Regions from separate parts of the Mus musculus genome. Here region 2 is linked to region 1. Evidence: chromatin loops called from intact Hi-C (ENCODE). Cell type or tissue: heart. All regions are shown on one strand.

Region 1 (8,000 bases):
GACTGTGGGTATAAAGCTGTAACTCTAAGTGTGGTTAGCAGCTCATCTCATCTTCTTCTGCTTGTATTTCTATACACTTCACCTTCTCATAGTAAATATACTTTGGTGCTACACCACTTAACCCCACAGCAAAGTTCTGAAACACGAAAGTGCAGGTATGTCATCTATCACTGCTTCTTCATCTATACCATATCTTCATTTTGCTTTCTCTCTCCTCAGGAATGCTTCCAGTCATCAGTCTAGCACTGAGTACCTGCTGTGTGCCAGAAACAAAGGCAAGAACCAGGCATTCACAAAGCAGTGAGCAGAAATTAAGAAGCAATTGTGCTTTACAGGATGTCACAGGGAGCTATAAGGGCAGCCATTCATAATCTTACTAAGGCTACTAGAAGCAGGAGGAGGCTTGGGAGAGTCCAGGGCAAATACTGGCTCTCTGGAAAAGACGTGAATACTGCCAAGCCTCCTTTGGGTAAGTAGCATTTGTGTAAGACGTCATTTTTCTATGTTCCCCTTTATATGTTATATAAGACCAAGGCAGCAAGGAAGACCCCCTGCCAGACCTCTATAGATCACCTAACTTTATACCATAGAAATTCTCTTATTTTGTGTGATCATATTTTCTTTTACATGTGTTCTCTTTGATTGAATGAAAAATTTGCTCTGAAAATTGAGAAGAGTCCCCCATCACTGAGACCTTCTCTGTCAGGGACCATGGTGCCACCATCTACACTTGGAACCTCCGGGTAGGATTATAAATTTTTTTTCCATTTAAAATGAGGAGACCAAAGTCCAGGAAGATGAAGGCAAGTCTTCTCCCTAGTGACAAGACCTTTTCCTTAACCCGCCTATAAGTGTACTAACTGCCGTCTCAACATGGCAGGAAATGTGGTGTTTATTTTAAATTTATAAAGACTCCCCGAAAGGGTGGGCACATATAACTCATTCAGGAACATCCAGGGCCCAAGAAAGGATGCCTTTCCCCAGCCCCAGGACAGCTGTTTCATTTCTTAGATGGACAGGAGTCCTCCTTTAATAAGTTCTTTCTCTCATTTCACCTGTTCTTATGTTCTCATTGTCTCTGTGTGTGAAAACCTGTAAGGATAGTCACATGGTGTATGGCTCAGGAGGGACTGAATTCTTGTCACACCCCTTCCCTAGTCCATTCACCCTAAAAGCTGTCCTCTTTTTTTCTTTCACCTCTGGCTCAGGTCTCTGCTCGCAGGAGGGAGTGAGCTCACCTGGTTGTCCTCTGCAAACAGTTCCCCATGAGGCAGGCCCCTCAGCACCTTCCCTCTGGTAGTCTCCACTTCCTTCTCAGCCGGCTTGCACCTTGGTCTGGCACTGTGCTCTGTAACTGGCAGTTTCCGACTGACAGTAGCTTCAGAGCTGCTCTGGTCACCCGTGTAGAGTCAGAAAGAGGAGGTGCCTGCTGGATGGTGGAGGAAGAGGCTGAGGGGGAGATGAGAGGCACATTTGTGTGTCTTGAAAGACCAGGGCCTTGATGCACCAGACTATTAACCAAAGGAAAAAAAGGTTGGTTAGGGAGAGGGTTAGCCACTAGGGAGTCCCAGGCTTTTCCTAACGGAGGAACCATGGGAGATTTTCCATGGCAGACACCTGTATTTAGTAAGAAAGTCAAATGGGAGAGGATCATTGTTTAGAAGCAAACAAAACAAAAAAGTCTGAAATATCAAATACCCCCCCTCAAAAAAAAAAAAAAACTCCAAAAGGGAAAACAGAATCAAGCCACAGTCTAGCTGGGCATATATAAACTTTCAAAATGTACTCACGAGCACATATACTGGAGTAACTGTACAAACAAGGCAAGTTGAGAGGGACCATTGCTGAGTGAAGTGGCCACAGAGCCATAGAGAGGGGAATCATAGGGTAAAATGGTTTGATGTGGGAAATGGGAAAAATAGGAGCACTCTAATTACTGTGTGTGTGTGTGTGTGTGTGTGTGTGTGTGTGTGTGTGTGTGTGAAGGATGATAAATCCAGAAGGAAGAAGGTAAAATAACAGTAAGGATGGCTGAAAAAGTCATAAGGAGTCATACTACTAGCTCTCTACCTAAAAATACCTGTAGTTATGGAAGTCCGTGCATAAATATATTGGTTTAAATAAAAATTCCCCATCTTGTCTGACAATGCCTCCTCCAAAAGTCAAAATTCATCTAACCGAAACGGCAGCACCACCCTTTATAAATCATCTTTTGAGCTGTTGGTTAGGGCTATCAAAGACTCCCTAAACACAGAGCCTTATTGCTATTGCTCTTGGCTGCCCTCTAAAGGCAGAATTTGAGTCCATATTGCTGCAGATACCTTGCATTTCAGAGGCCCAGACTCCCAGGACCCAGAAATAACCTGAATATCTCCTGGACTGCTTGCCAGGAGCACCCCACTCCCTGCACAGACAGGTGGCAATGATATTAGGAAAGGATCTTGTTCTTTGTCTCCACCGTAGTGGCTGTGTGTCTGTGCCTTCTTTACTATGGTACTAAGGATGTGTAAACTGTATATAAGTTATACTGCTTAAATGAATCCTGGGACTGCAATCATCGTTTGAATGATGGTTGTTTCTTGTTTGGTTACTCATTTGTTCATCCCGTCAACAAGTGTGTGTTGAGAACCTACTGTGTGCCGAGGACCTTGGGCTCAACAGTGAGCAGAACAGAGGAGATATATTTCTTTATTTGACTTTCAGCAATACAGAAGTCATATCTAAGGCAAACAGCAGGATGGGGACTGTCTTAGTTATTGTTCTGTTGCTGTGAAAGACAATATGAACAAATCACCCCGTATGGAAGAAAGTAATTGTGGGCTTGCTTCCAGTTTCAGGGGATTCACTCTGGTGGAAAGCAGACAGGCGTGGCCTAGGAGCAGTCGCTGAGAACTTCACATCCTGATCTGCAGGCAGCAGAGAGAACAAGGACTTTGCCTTGTTTGGGATTTTTTTGAAAGCTTTAACCACCACCACCACCACCCTCCCCCACAACTGAAAAAAGGTCACACATACTTTAACAAGGCCACACCTCCTAATTCTCCCCAAATGTTTACACTGGCTGTTTACAACCAGAGTCAAAGCATTAGGGGCGGGGATTGAAAAATCAGTCTGCCTTGTCATTTTGGGTTATTGAATCCCAGTTTTCAAGTTTCAGTTTTACTACCGACCACTAGATGAAGACACTGAGCTGTGGAAGTCTCAGATACCAGGAAAGAAAATGTGTTGATTCTGCAAGAGGTGGAGCTGGGCATTCACTACATTGTTGGTGTGGTACAGACTTGGGGCTAAATAAACTGCTCCCACTGCACAGGTGAAAGTGTTACAAGTCCAAAAAGGAAATCTCTGAGCTCTTCTCTCTTTAGTCCCATCAGCATTTACTCCAGTACTTAAGACCTGTAAGAAATTACACTCCCTGAACTAGAAACAAAAACCTGGATATTTATACCAGTGAGATTTATGAGCTGAGATCTTTGCCCTTATCTACTCCTTGTTTGCTGTTGTGTGGGCAGTTAACCACCAGTGTAAAAACGATTCCCCTCTACTTTTATATAATAAGGTAACAAGATCTGAATAACCGTGCTTTACTGGATTTCTGACAGTCACAAACTCTAGAGCTTTTTTATATGTGAATTCTGTGGTTATCTTGCTACCAGTTCCTGCTTTTTGTAGGCGAGTAGGAATAAAAGAGCTCTACATGTTCTTTTCAGGTTGTTGTTGAGCTTCGGGTGTGGCAGAGATCTAGATCTCTGTGACAGGATCAATTCCTACGTTGGAGTTTTACATAGGATCTTTACAATCCAGACTATGCATCAAGCCGGACACTGACAATCATTGAAATTGGGCCTGTATACTTCTCTTTAGTAGCCTAGATTTCGAAAATAAGACCAAGACAACCTCAGCAGCCTAGCAAATGGCACATGATTAAACCAGCTCACAACTGTATAGTGAGTCCATCACATAGTGAAGATATCAAGCAATTTATCTGAATTCTCTAAGTTCCATTGCTTCCTCTTCAAAACGAGGCTAACCACCCCTTCCTCCATAAATACACTGATATCCTCATAAGCTGTTGGTAGAGAACGCGTCTCCCCTCTCCTGATGCTTGTTTCAGATTGAGGGGTAACTCTCCATTCATTGTCTTTGCATTCTTCAAACCCTGTCTCCTCCCAGAGGCCTGGAGGTTTCTGCTGGATAGTGCCACTGCTGCTGATTTGTGATGGTTTGTATATGCTTGGCAAAGGGAGTGGCACTATTTGGAGGTGTGGCCTTGTTGGAGTAGGTGTATCACTGTGGGTGTGGGCTTTAATACCTCCATCCTAGCTGCCTGGAAGTTAGTCTTTTAGCAGCCTTCAGATGAAGATGTAGGACTCTCAGTCTTGCCTGTACCATGCCTGCCTGTACTTTTCCATGCTCTCATCTTGATAATAATGGACTTTACCTCTGAATCTGTAAGCTCGTCCCAATTAAGTGTTGTCTATGACTGCCTTGGTCATGGTGTCTGTTCACAGCAGTAAGACCCTAAGACACTACTGAATAGGACTGCTAGTATCCTGACAAACTGAGATTGGAATCACCCCAAAATACTACTTTCTAAACATGTCCACATCCCCTTGTCCTATTTACCATCTATTCTCCCCTACCTTTGGATGATGGGCTAGAAGGGGGTCGAAGTGTTTGAGAATCCTTATTAAAAGTAGGTTTAAAAAAATATAAGCCTACAAGAAAATCTTAAGAGTCTTATTTTATCCCCCCACCCCAGTCTAAATACAGAAATAACATCATTTGGAGAGTTGGTTGGTTAGTGTGAGATGCTTTAATTCACATTATCACATAAAAGGCACATAAACTTTGGCTTGTCTCTATCTCCAGAAATAAATATTTTCATGGTCATTTTGAAAAGCTTAGGCAGCGAACTGAACTTTCCAGGCGACTCTTTAGATGTTAATATTCTCTTCTATCAATTCCTCATTTTCTTGATTCTAAAAGTGGATATGAAAACATAAATCAGATTTCAGGTCTTTTTAAAGAAAGTATAATGGTTAAGCTTTGTCAACTTGATGCATTCTGGAATCATCTGAGAAGAGAGTCTCAAGTAGGATTGTCTGCATTGCAGTGGCTTGTGGGCATGTCTACATGGCACTGCCTCAGTTAAGTTACTTGAGGAAGAGTCAGTCTGGTGTGTGCAGTTTTATTCCTTCTGCAGGGGGTCCTGAACTATTCAGGAGCAGAGAAATCAAATTGAGCACAGGCAAGTAAGTACGACGGTAAATGCGTATGTATTTATTTCTTCCTGCTCTTAAGTGTGGCAGTGATGGGAAGTTCTAGCCTTTACTTCCCATCAAAGCTGGATTCTAATGTAAAATTATGAGCTGAAATAAATTCCTTTCTTCTCCAAGTTGATGTTGTAGTCTGTCGCAACAACAGAAAGAAAACTAGAACACAAGGGTTTGATGGACAGAGGAGTGCTGGTGTGGGACCTGACACAGAGCAGAGGAGGCAAGCCTGGGACTCTTACAGTGGTCATTGTACATACTCCATCCTGAAGGACCAGAACAGGGGTCTCTTGATGGGCAGGGCTTTGAGGGGTTATCTTGCCATCTCAAGGAAAACCATGTTCTGGGATGATAGTGGTGGGAAGGAACATGGTAGTAGGCCTCAAACATAAGCAACATCTAACACTTGGGAATAAAAAACATCTACTCAAAAACACAGCTGGATGGGTTCGTGTATACATTCAACTGGCTGCTATTTCTGTCTTTCCTTAAACCCTCAGCTTCTCAATGCTTTTGCTTTAAAGAAGAAAGAAAGAATATCATGCAGTCATTAGCTTTCTGCCTCAAACTAGATTTCTCAAATACAAGAACTATAAGTGTGTGTGCCATTTAAAAAAAAACTGATGGACAAGCACCATTCTTTTTAAACAGGTACAAGAATACTAGCTTCCCTGGCTCTTTTCCATCTCTAAAATATGTCAAGAGGCTGAGTTCCATAAGCTTGGTTAGCTTGCCAAGTAAACTAAATTTACTTTATATTTTTACCTTTAACTGTTTTCTTTACATGATTTTTTAATTGAATTTTTCTTTTGCTATCCTAGGCCTAGATGGTTAGTGTGGAGCTTTCTGAGAAATTCAGTTTAGTCCAGGACAGAAGAGATTAGAATACTCTGCACTGCATTCATCAAAGACTGTGATTCTAGGGGCTAGCTGCTGCTTTCCAGACTGAATAATCCGAGATGCTTTGCAGAGGTAGTTGTAGAAGCTGTGGCAGCCTTTGAACCTGGCCAAATTCAGAACATGACAGAGGTAAAGGGGCTCAGATTTCAGCCATCATTATCCTTGCTGATGCTAGTGTGCTAATATGATTCAAGATAAATTCAAGATATTCTGCCATCTCTTGAATTTGTTAGTCATTTGTATAATATTTACACAAGAGTATGTTAGCAACCTATTATAGGCTTGGCAAAGAGAAATCTTCCTACTGAAATCTGTAAAATGATTAGTAGGTAAAGTCCTTCAGGATAAGAGAAATGTATTGGTAGTTTCCATAAATTGAAGACTTTCCTTTAAATTAATATGACTTGAAAACAGGGGCTCTCACTTACCTCTTTCTTACCATTGTCCTCTTCAGAGGTTTCATCCAATGTTTCAAAAGATTCTCCTGCAAAGGAAGAGAGTTACTCCATTCCTGGAGGTAGTCACACTTTTAAGTAGGTCATCTATGATCCCATTTGGGTTGCAGACACAAGGGATCTGTGATCTCGCACCAGTGGGATGAAAGGTCACTTCTCAAAGTGTGTCTAACAGGCTTTAATTGTAAAGATATGAAACAAGTGCTCAAGAGAAGTGAAAAGCTGAGAAAAAAGCTAGCATTTATGATTTTAATGTCCTTTAACACTACTATGTTAATATGTATTTGTGAATGCTTATGTTAGCAATGAGGACCCATGTGAAAGCCACACTTTCTTGGAGTTTTTAGTCGGCAGAGAGTACAGGTGAACAAACCTGGAACAAGGTTTGTGGTGAGATGATCACTTATGACTCATGGGGGGACAGGAGGGGGGGGGAAGAGGGAGAGAGGGAGACAGAGAGAGATGGGGAGATGGGGAGAGAGACAGAGAGAAAAAGAAATAGGACAGAGATACAGAAAGAGGGACAGAGACAGAGAGACAGAGACAGAGACAAAGAGAAATAGGACAGAGATACAGAAAGAGGGACAAAGGGACAGAGATAGACAGAGACAGAGAGAGATAGAAAGAGGGGAGAGAGAGAGAGAGAGAGAGAGAGAGAGAGAGAGAGAGAGAGAGAAGAAAGATATTGAAAAGCATGGTGCAGCAAGTCCTTGAATGGAGAGATATGGGGAAGGTTTGAAGGTCCCAGGTAGTAGAAACAGTACATGAAGTTGCCCAAGAATTAGAGACCACTAGGTCTTTTTTTCAGAGGCACCCAAAGGAACCATTGGTCATTTGGCTTTTCTAGGTTTGTGAGACTGAGGAGAAGAGATGGCAGCCACAGAGAGACAGATAGTATCAGCTCCAGGACCATCACCTGGAGAGGTGCTGGATCTTATGGTCAGTGTGTGATGACAGGATTTTATGTCTACAAAGATGTAAATATCTGGGAGCTAGAAAAATGTCTCAGAAGTTAAGAGCATGTATTGTTCTTCTAGAGTTTGGCCCCCAGCACCCATGTCGGGAAGTTCACAATGGCCCACAACTCCAGCTCCAGTGAGTTCTTATTCCCTGCTGGCCTTGGGCACCTACACACACATGCACAAGGCCACACCTAATTAAAGCATATATTAAAAAAATTTACATATACACCAATAAAGATAAAATTCACTTAGAATTAACAGTATAGTATTGGTAGTTTTGCTTGACATATACCACAGGGTTTTGTTTTGATTTTTTACATTGTATCATGAAAAGTTATTATTTTAATGATGATGTAATAATCAATCTTCTTGATTAAATTGTTAATTAAATAGTAATTTATTATACA
Region 2 (8,000 bases), 330 kb after region 1:
CTACTGCCTCAGCTTTCTGAGTTCTGGGGTTATAGTTGTATACACTTATATGTGGCAAGCCATTCCTTTTGAATTGCCAGTTCAAGTCAGAGATATTATAGGATGTAACAGCTAAATCTAATACTTCTCTCTATATGAAGAGATGCTGATCTACAATGTATACATTTGCTATGTAAGACAAAGTTCCATCACATGTCCATAATACTCTTGTACAAGCTCACTGCCATGTCTCTCATGCTTTCTTGCTCTTTGGCCTTAGCGAAAGCCTAGGCCTTTTTTCCCCAGAAGGGCAATATTCTTCAGTGTACAAAGAAAAAAAAATGGAACAGTGAAGAAATTGTCTATGGATCCACTGCTGTGCATGGAAATCATCTTTACTGTCGGAAAAGCATCATGAGATATTTTTAGGTTTCTCAAAGAGTGCCTGTCTCTTCCCCAGGAAGTATTCATCATAATGTCTGCAAGGGGTTTCAAATCCCAAGCTTGTTTGGCTCACCCCACTCCTTTCCTCAGGCTTATTGGAGCAAGGTTTAATTATAACTGTGCTTAATGCCCAAATGCAAATGGGAAATGGTAAATTAGAAAATCAGATGTCCGTAAGAATTTCCAGGCTTGAGAAAAAATTAATTCCTTGCAAAAGCCCAATAATATTTAATTTCTCCTTGGACTGAAAGATTGGGAAGTGTATGTAATTAATCCTGTAATTATGATAGAAAGATTTTAGAGTTATTGATGCTTCATTATAGTTTATCAGAACCTGAAGGGGGAAAATCAAGAATGCTGCTTTTTTTAGTTTTAGAAAATTAAGTGACAGTGTCAAGTGTTTCTGTTTTCTTTTTTTTTTTTTTTTTAAATGTAAAGGTAGTCTCATGCAGCTAAGGTTAATCTCAAACCCCCAGCATAATCAAGAATGACTTTGAATCTTTGCTTCTTCAATCTCTGCCATCCAAGCACTGGCCTCATCGCCAGGAGCCACTGTAACTGGATTATGCAAGGTTGAGGATCAGGCTAGGGGCTTTGTGGGTGCTGGGCAAGCACTCAACCAAATTATACTCCTGGGCCTTGATTGGTTTCTTTATAACAATAAGCCATGTTTCTCATTGCCAGAGAAAGAGAAATTTATTAAGGGGATGAAACAATTTTGCCAGTTTTGGGGAATTTGCCTGTGTTGGGAAATTTCTAGAGAAGCAATTTTGTAGTGGAAGTGGGAGCTAGAGAGGGGTGATGAGAGGGAGAAAAGAGAGAGGGAAGTATATATTAATATAAAAAAATAGATATGAAATATGTGACCAGGGATGATTGCAGGCCCTGTAAGTAGACTGTCAGGCTTCAAACTCAGGGAAGGCCAAGTTTTTTGTTGTTGTTGTTTTTTTTGTTGTTTTTTTTTTAAAGACTAAAGCCTAGTTGTTGGCAGAATTCTGTCTTCAGGAGAAATTCCATCCTACTTTGTTTTATTTTTATTTGTATACAAATGCTTATAGTACCTTTATTGATAATAGCTCCAACATGAAAACCATCTAAATTTCTAGCAATTGTTGACCTGGTTAGCAGATTGAGGTCCATCCGTGCAACAGAATACTGTACAACAATAAAAAGATGGAAATTATTAGTAAGGGAAGCATCAAAATATTTCAAAAATAATTATAGAGAGTGCAAGAAGATAAAAGGAGTCCCCATTCTATTTAGGTTTCCAACAAACTAGATGAAACCTACCCACATACAGAGAATAATAATATATGTTAATTCCACTTGAGAATGCCTTTGTTGACAACCTAGAATGATGTTTGACTATGTATTTGGTTACTGTGGCCAATTCAACCTGATTCATAAAATTAGCCACCATGTTGTACCAATCCCTCTCAAATCTGCCAGGCTTGCTGGTCCTTTCCTTTCTTGTATTTCACAGTATATTTTCTCTGGTTCTAAAGCTGTGCCATTGTTCACTATTAATTTCTTCACTTACTTCATTTCATTCCTATTTGTAAATAGTACCATTTGCTTTAATGTATTTTACACATCAACCTCATCTTCCCTTGAATTCATGGGACAATCTAATTTTGTATGTTTGTCTCCCTGTACTGACTTTTAGTCATATTTCCACTCAAGGTAATATCAATGAAATGTAATAATGACTGAGCTATTACCAACTCATTGAACATCACACCACACCTAAATGAGTTGCATGATATCCCCAGGTTATCACACATTACTAATTTGGATAGATAGTAAGATGCTTGGAAGATAATTCAGTGTTTTTCCACCCCAGGAGTTTTAAATATGAGTGGATTTCATTGTTTTAGGAGTTTAGGGTTTCTTTAAAATAAATTGAATAAATTAAAGAGAATCTTCTACTTCACTAAGCAATTCAAATGATTAACTGACTGTAAGCACCCTCAGTTTGTGTTTATTACTTTGGTCATTTATTTTTCTTACTTGAACCTCTACTAGTCAAGTTCCAATCTCTGTCCTTGTCTGTCTCTTTCTCTGTCTATCTCTCTCTTACACACACACACACACACACACACACACACACACACACACACACACACACACACACACACACACACATGTGAGAAAGAGAAAAAGAAAGTTGATTGAACTCAACTAACTCTACTCTTGAGACCCCAAAGCAGTTCATTCCATAAAGTTGGTGCTGTTAAAAGAAAATCACAGATGTCAGAATGATGAGGATAGAACTTTATTCAACAACTATCTCAATAGGGAAGAAGAGCACATGTAATAGAACTCTGCTTCTCCCTGAAAAAAAAGGCTGGTGAATGTTACAATGCTAACTTAACACTAAAGGGATCTCGGCATGTTAGGGAAATTTTGTTCCACATGACAAGGCCATCTGGTTCACTGGTACTTACCCTAGAGGGCAAACTTCCTCAATTCTTTACATCTGTGAGCAGTGGTGGAGCCAGAGTAAGGTGGTCTTAAAGCTGAAGTTTGGCCCTTACCCTCTTTGGGGGCTGGAAAGAGAAAAGGGGAGTTGCTGCCCTCTTGTGTCTATTGCTTGGCTAGGGCTATTAGACTAAAGTGTCAAACAAAGAGTGAGCTAAACAAAACAGTGGAATTTCATTTCTCAGTTAAATGAGATCTGGTACATACAAGGTGGTATAACCATAGACATCTTCCATACTTCTGCCAACTAGAATTCCAAGATTGGGGGTCTACTGATTTAGAGTCTGGTTCAAGCTGTCTTCCTGGCTTTCCAATAGCAGTCTTCTCATCCTGTGCTCACATGGACTTCCCCAGAGTGTGAGAACTGAGAAATCCAGATTTCCTACCAACCAAGATCCTTCTCTAATGAACTTATGTGACTTACAATATTTCCTCAGCAGGCTTATCTTCAAATGTCACCACACAGGAGCCAGTGCAAAGCTTCTTAAGCCTTTCCATTTGACATTTTTTTTTTGGTCTGAGAAAATTTTATGTAACTCCAGATGCACAGATATATAAAATAGACATACAAACCAAGTATTCACTGGTAATAATTCATAAAGAAAATGATTTTAAAACAATTCCTTGCGTGCATACAGTTTTACCATTCATTAAAAACAAAAGTAAGCTTGCATCGTAGTGAAAGGAACATGCTTGTTTGTTTTTACACAAATAATTAAAACGTGGCTGCACATTTAATACTGCAGGACATGGAGCATCTTCAACATTCCTCAAGTCTATGAATCATCAGTCATGTTGATAGCACTACTTCCCATGAATACATGGTAAAAGATATGAAGGATGTTACATGGTAAAAGATATGAAGGATGTTTAGGGTCACTTTAAAAGTTATTGCAAATTCTGCTCTAGTCCTAAGCTAAATTTTATTTATTGATTTTTTTTTGGTGAAACTCAAGTCAGTAATTCAAGCAATGATTTTTGGATATGTATTTATGTATACATATATACAAATATACATATATCACATATACACATATATACATATATATATTTAGATAGCCAAATGAAAATACTGTCATTAAGTCATGACATTTCTATGAGAGTGAAAGACTTTATATGTAAATTACAATAGAAAACATTGTAATTTATAACATACAGTAGTCTGTAATTAGCTCTCCTTGGCATGATCAGCTGGACACATGCACGCACAGTGCACTGTTTATGTTGTGTGTTCAGAGGCAAGATTCAAATGAACTTCTAAAGTGCATCCTGAGTTAGCGCAGCCAGAAACACCTTGGATTTATTATGCAATTAATTTTGAATTCATCTTGAGAACTCAGAAACATTTAACTGTAGCCAAGATTTTGCATCCTCCACATTCTGTGTATACAAGCCCAGCTTAGGGAGCCCAAGTCCTGAGCTCCCACTCGTGAAAGTGAGAGAAACCAACACTCACTTCATCGGCCATTGTACAAAGAGTTTTAGGGGGTGAAATTCAGATGCCAATGAGCAGATAAAGAATTTGCAACTGCGACTTTCTAAAGATAAACTTCCTTAAAGAAGCTCAGGGGCTCACTCACATGCTTAGTGCTACGACATTTTAGCCAGAACAAGCAGGAAATACCCCTGGTGGCAATGACATTTCTTAAAGCAGGCATTATAGGAGACTGAAGTCATTGTAGAGATTTCAGAAATCACCTTAGTCTGGTCATGTCTCTTAGTGGAGGAGTGTGTTTAGAAATGTGCTGAGAATTCTGCAGCTCAAAGTACCAATGTAAAGAACTCTCAGGAACATTTTTCAGGAGGATAACTCCTTGGAAAGATATTTTGCCTTGTGTAAATGTCACCAGAATGCTCTTTCGAATGGTATAATTAGCAAAATATTCTTTTGCCTTACTTTTCTGCAATATGTGCATGATTCCAAGTATAAAACACCCAAGAATCCAAAACACTCAAGAGTCTAACGTGGATGAGTATACAAAATACAACAATATGTAATGGCATTAATGCCAGGACAAAAGTTGGCTATTGATAAGAATTTCCACTTTTGTGTTTGTATTTGATTATTTGTTTACAGTATTGGGGATTGAACCTCACATCACACCATTTTATTTTTTATTCATTTCATTTTATTTATTTTATTCTATGAGAGTCTTGTTGAGTTGCTGAAGTTAGCCTTGAATTTATAATCCTACCAAAGATCTAGGATTACAGACCTGAACCACCATTATGTGCAGCATTATAAAGGTAGTCTACATTTAGTGGAGAGTTTATGTTAGCAGGATTGAATGTTATTAAAAAGTTAATGACCATAGGTTTTCATGTTATTATATCTATAGTTAAATTCTATAAAGTATGTTGCTTTATATTGGCATAAATCTTGGTTTTGAATTGTTTGTTTGTTTTGCCAGTCTTCCATTCATGGTATTGAAGGAAATTTTAGAGGTCCTTTTATAGTTCTGGTTTTGTTTCCCCTCTTGACCTGAAGTATAACCATTTCAAATTTTATTTCTGCTTTTCTATGAATTTTCACTTATATAACTTTTATGTAGAACAAGACATATATCAGGACATGAAAACAGCAACAAATTCAAGAATTATCAGACACATCTGTCTTTTCTGGAATAACCTAGAAGGTAACAGTGAGAGAAATTATATAAATGTTATTTATATAATTATATAATAAATATAAATATACAAATTATATGAGTATATAAAGATTGAACAGCATATTTCTGAATGAAAAGTGGAGCCAGGCGTGGTGGCACATGCCTTTAATCCCAGCACTTGGGAGCCAGAGGCAGGAGGATTTCTGAGTTCGAGGCCAGCCTGGTCTACAGAGTGAGTTCCAGGACATCCAGGGCTATACAAACAAACAAACAAACAAACAACAACAACAACAACAAAAAACTCTGTCTCGAAAAAAAGAGAGAGAAAGAGAGAAAAAGAAAAGAAAAGAAAAGAAAAGAAAAGAAAAGAAAAGAAAAGAAAAGAAAAGAAAAGGAAAGGAAAGTGAATCATTGGAGAATGGGCAAGGGGAATTTAAAAGTTTATTTTGAATTAAATAAAGAAGGGAAATACAGCATAAGAAAGCATGTGAACTATGGCAGAAGTGATACTAAAGAGAAAGTCTGTAATAATGAGTGCAGTCCCAGTCCTGTAGTAGACTGCTTGTAGGGTTCTCTCTGCCTTACTTCCCTCCCACCCTCTCTCCCTCCTTCCCTCTCTCTGTCCTTCCATTCTCTTGGGACTCCACCAAAACTTGTAACTGGCCAAGCTTTCCTCTTTCTTTCCATCTCTTTGTGTCATCCACCATACCTCAAAATGATTGCTACAAGTGGCTACAGCAGGAAAAGTCTCGGGTAAGTGAATCGAACTATCCTGTTTGTCCTCCTCCTTTAGGATCCACATCCTCACCCTCAGCACAAAGCCCGCCTCCTACCTCAATTCCATCCACTGAAGTCTTCCACTCTTGGTTCAGACCCAGGAAACCCTGGCCCTTTCATCCCTGTCTTTCTGAACAATTCACTGCTTTACTATAACCGACTTGCAGGATCCTCTGTTCCCACTACACGCCCAACTCCCTGAGACCATACCACTGGATGTGAACAGGATTTCCTGAAACCTCTCTCAGCCTTTTCTCCTAGGCCACCTCTGTTCCTCTGTGCCACCCACAGACCTGCAGAAGCATTCCTAACCAGGCCACCCATAGAAATCACACATTTCTGAAATCCAGACAGGGTAAAAGAAACCAAAGAATATTCACCCAGGAAAACCAAGACTAGCTATCAACACCTAAAATCACTTTAATTATCTTAACCACAGATGTCTAGACATGAATGCAAAAATACAATGATTAACAACTAGGATGCTAAGCCTCATGCAGAACCCAGTAACCTAGAGTAGATCCTGAGAAATCTAATATAACTAAAACTTAAGACAAGGACTTCAAAATAGCAATTGTAAATACATTCAAGGATCTTAAAGAGGTTATAAATAAATTTCTAAATGAAGTTTGTGAAAATGCAAACAGTGGAACAAAATAATAAAAATAGTGAAGTGGAAATAGCACCATTAAAGAGCATCAAAACTAAGAGAAAACTGGAAATGAAAAATTTAGGAAAGTCAAACAAATACCTCAGGGATAAGCCTCACCACAGGGCTATCAGAGATGAGAGAGAGAATATCAGGTTTTGAAGACAAAATAAAAGAAAATGGATTCCTCAATCAAAGAAAATATTAAATTTTTTTAAAAATCTAGGCATAAAACACCAGAAAACCTGGGACAGTATGAACTGAGCAAATTTACTAATAATAGGAATAGAGGAAGGAGAAGAAAAACCCAGGTCAAAGACACAGAAAATATTTTCAACAAAATCATAGAAGAAAATTTTCTCAATCTAAAGAAGGAAATACCAATAAAGGTAGAAGAAGCATAAAAGACACCAAGTAGACAAGATCAGAAGAAATAATTCCCCTGGACACAAAATTATCAAAACTCTAAATATACAGAAAAAAAGAAAAACTAATAAAAGTTTTAAGGGGGAAAGATCAAGTAATGTATAAAACCAGACCTACTAGACTAACACCTGAGTTCTCAGTAGAGAATCTAAAAGCCTGAACATCCTGGAAGAATGGTTCACAGAATCTGAAGAGACCACCAATATTAGCCCAGATTACTACACTCCACAAAAATATCAATTACACTAAATAGGGAAAGGAAAATATTCCACGATAAGATCAAATTTAGGTAGAGGCAGCATCTCTCTACCAACCAAGCTCTACAGAAGGCACTAGAAGGATAATTTCAATCTAAAGAGGCTAACCATATGTAAGAAAATACAAACAAATAATCCCAGACCAGAAAATCAGAGGAGGTAGGGTGATCCTCTTAACAACAATCAATAATCTTTCTTCATAGGTAACTCCCAATATTCAGGCCTCAATTCCCCAATTTAATAAGAGCAACATAACAGATTGAATTAAAAAACAGGATCTATATTTTGCTGCATCCAAGAAACAGACTTTAACACGAAGGATAAACATCTCCTCAAGGTAAGCAGATGAAAGAAGATATTCCAAGCAATAAAACAAAG

What was found. Hi-C counts contacts between places; a loop is a spot of excess contacts. Peaks named below come from ENCODE experiments on the same cell type or tissue, not always from the same donor. Only the 100,000 strongest peaks of a DNase experiment are listed, where the experiment ranks them.
Region 2: a loop joins it to region 1, with 2.7 times the contacts of the local background. A loop is called at or near these places in 3 of 42 quality-filtered maps.

What each region holds. Positions count from the first base shown.
Region 1 is chr16:45,603,799-45,611,798 of GRCm38, reverse strand. Slc9c1 (solute carrier family 9, subfamily C (Na+-transporting carboxylic acid decarboxylase), member 1) reads right to left here. Exons shown (of 28, transcript NM_198106.4): 27 at 6,605-6,660; 28 at 4,798-4,982. The coding sequence ends at 4,938. Gcsam (germinal center associated, signaling and motility) reads right to left here and starts at 1,359. Exons shown (of 5, transcript NM_008099.4): 1 at 1,239-1,359. The coding sequence starts at 1,267. In heart, CTCF peaks have their summits at 2,288 (motif pointing left) and 3,170; no DNase peak of the experiment used is centred here.
Region 2 is chr16:45,278,182-45,286,181 of GRCm38, reverse strand. No RefSeq gene overlaps it. Among named protein-coding and RNA genes, the nearest start is that of Btla, 58 kb to the right of the region's middle. In heart, a CTCF peak has its summit at 3,001 (motif pointing left); a DNase peak (open chromatin) is centred at 2,981.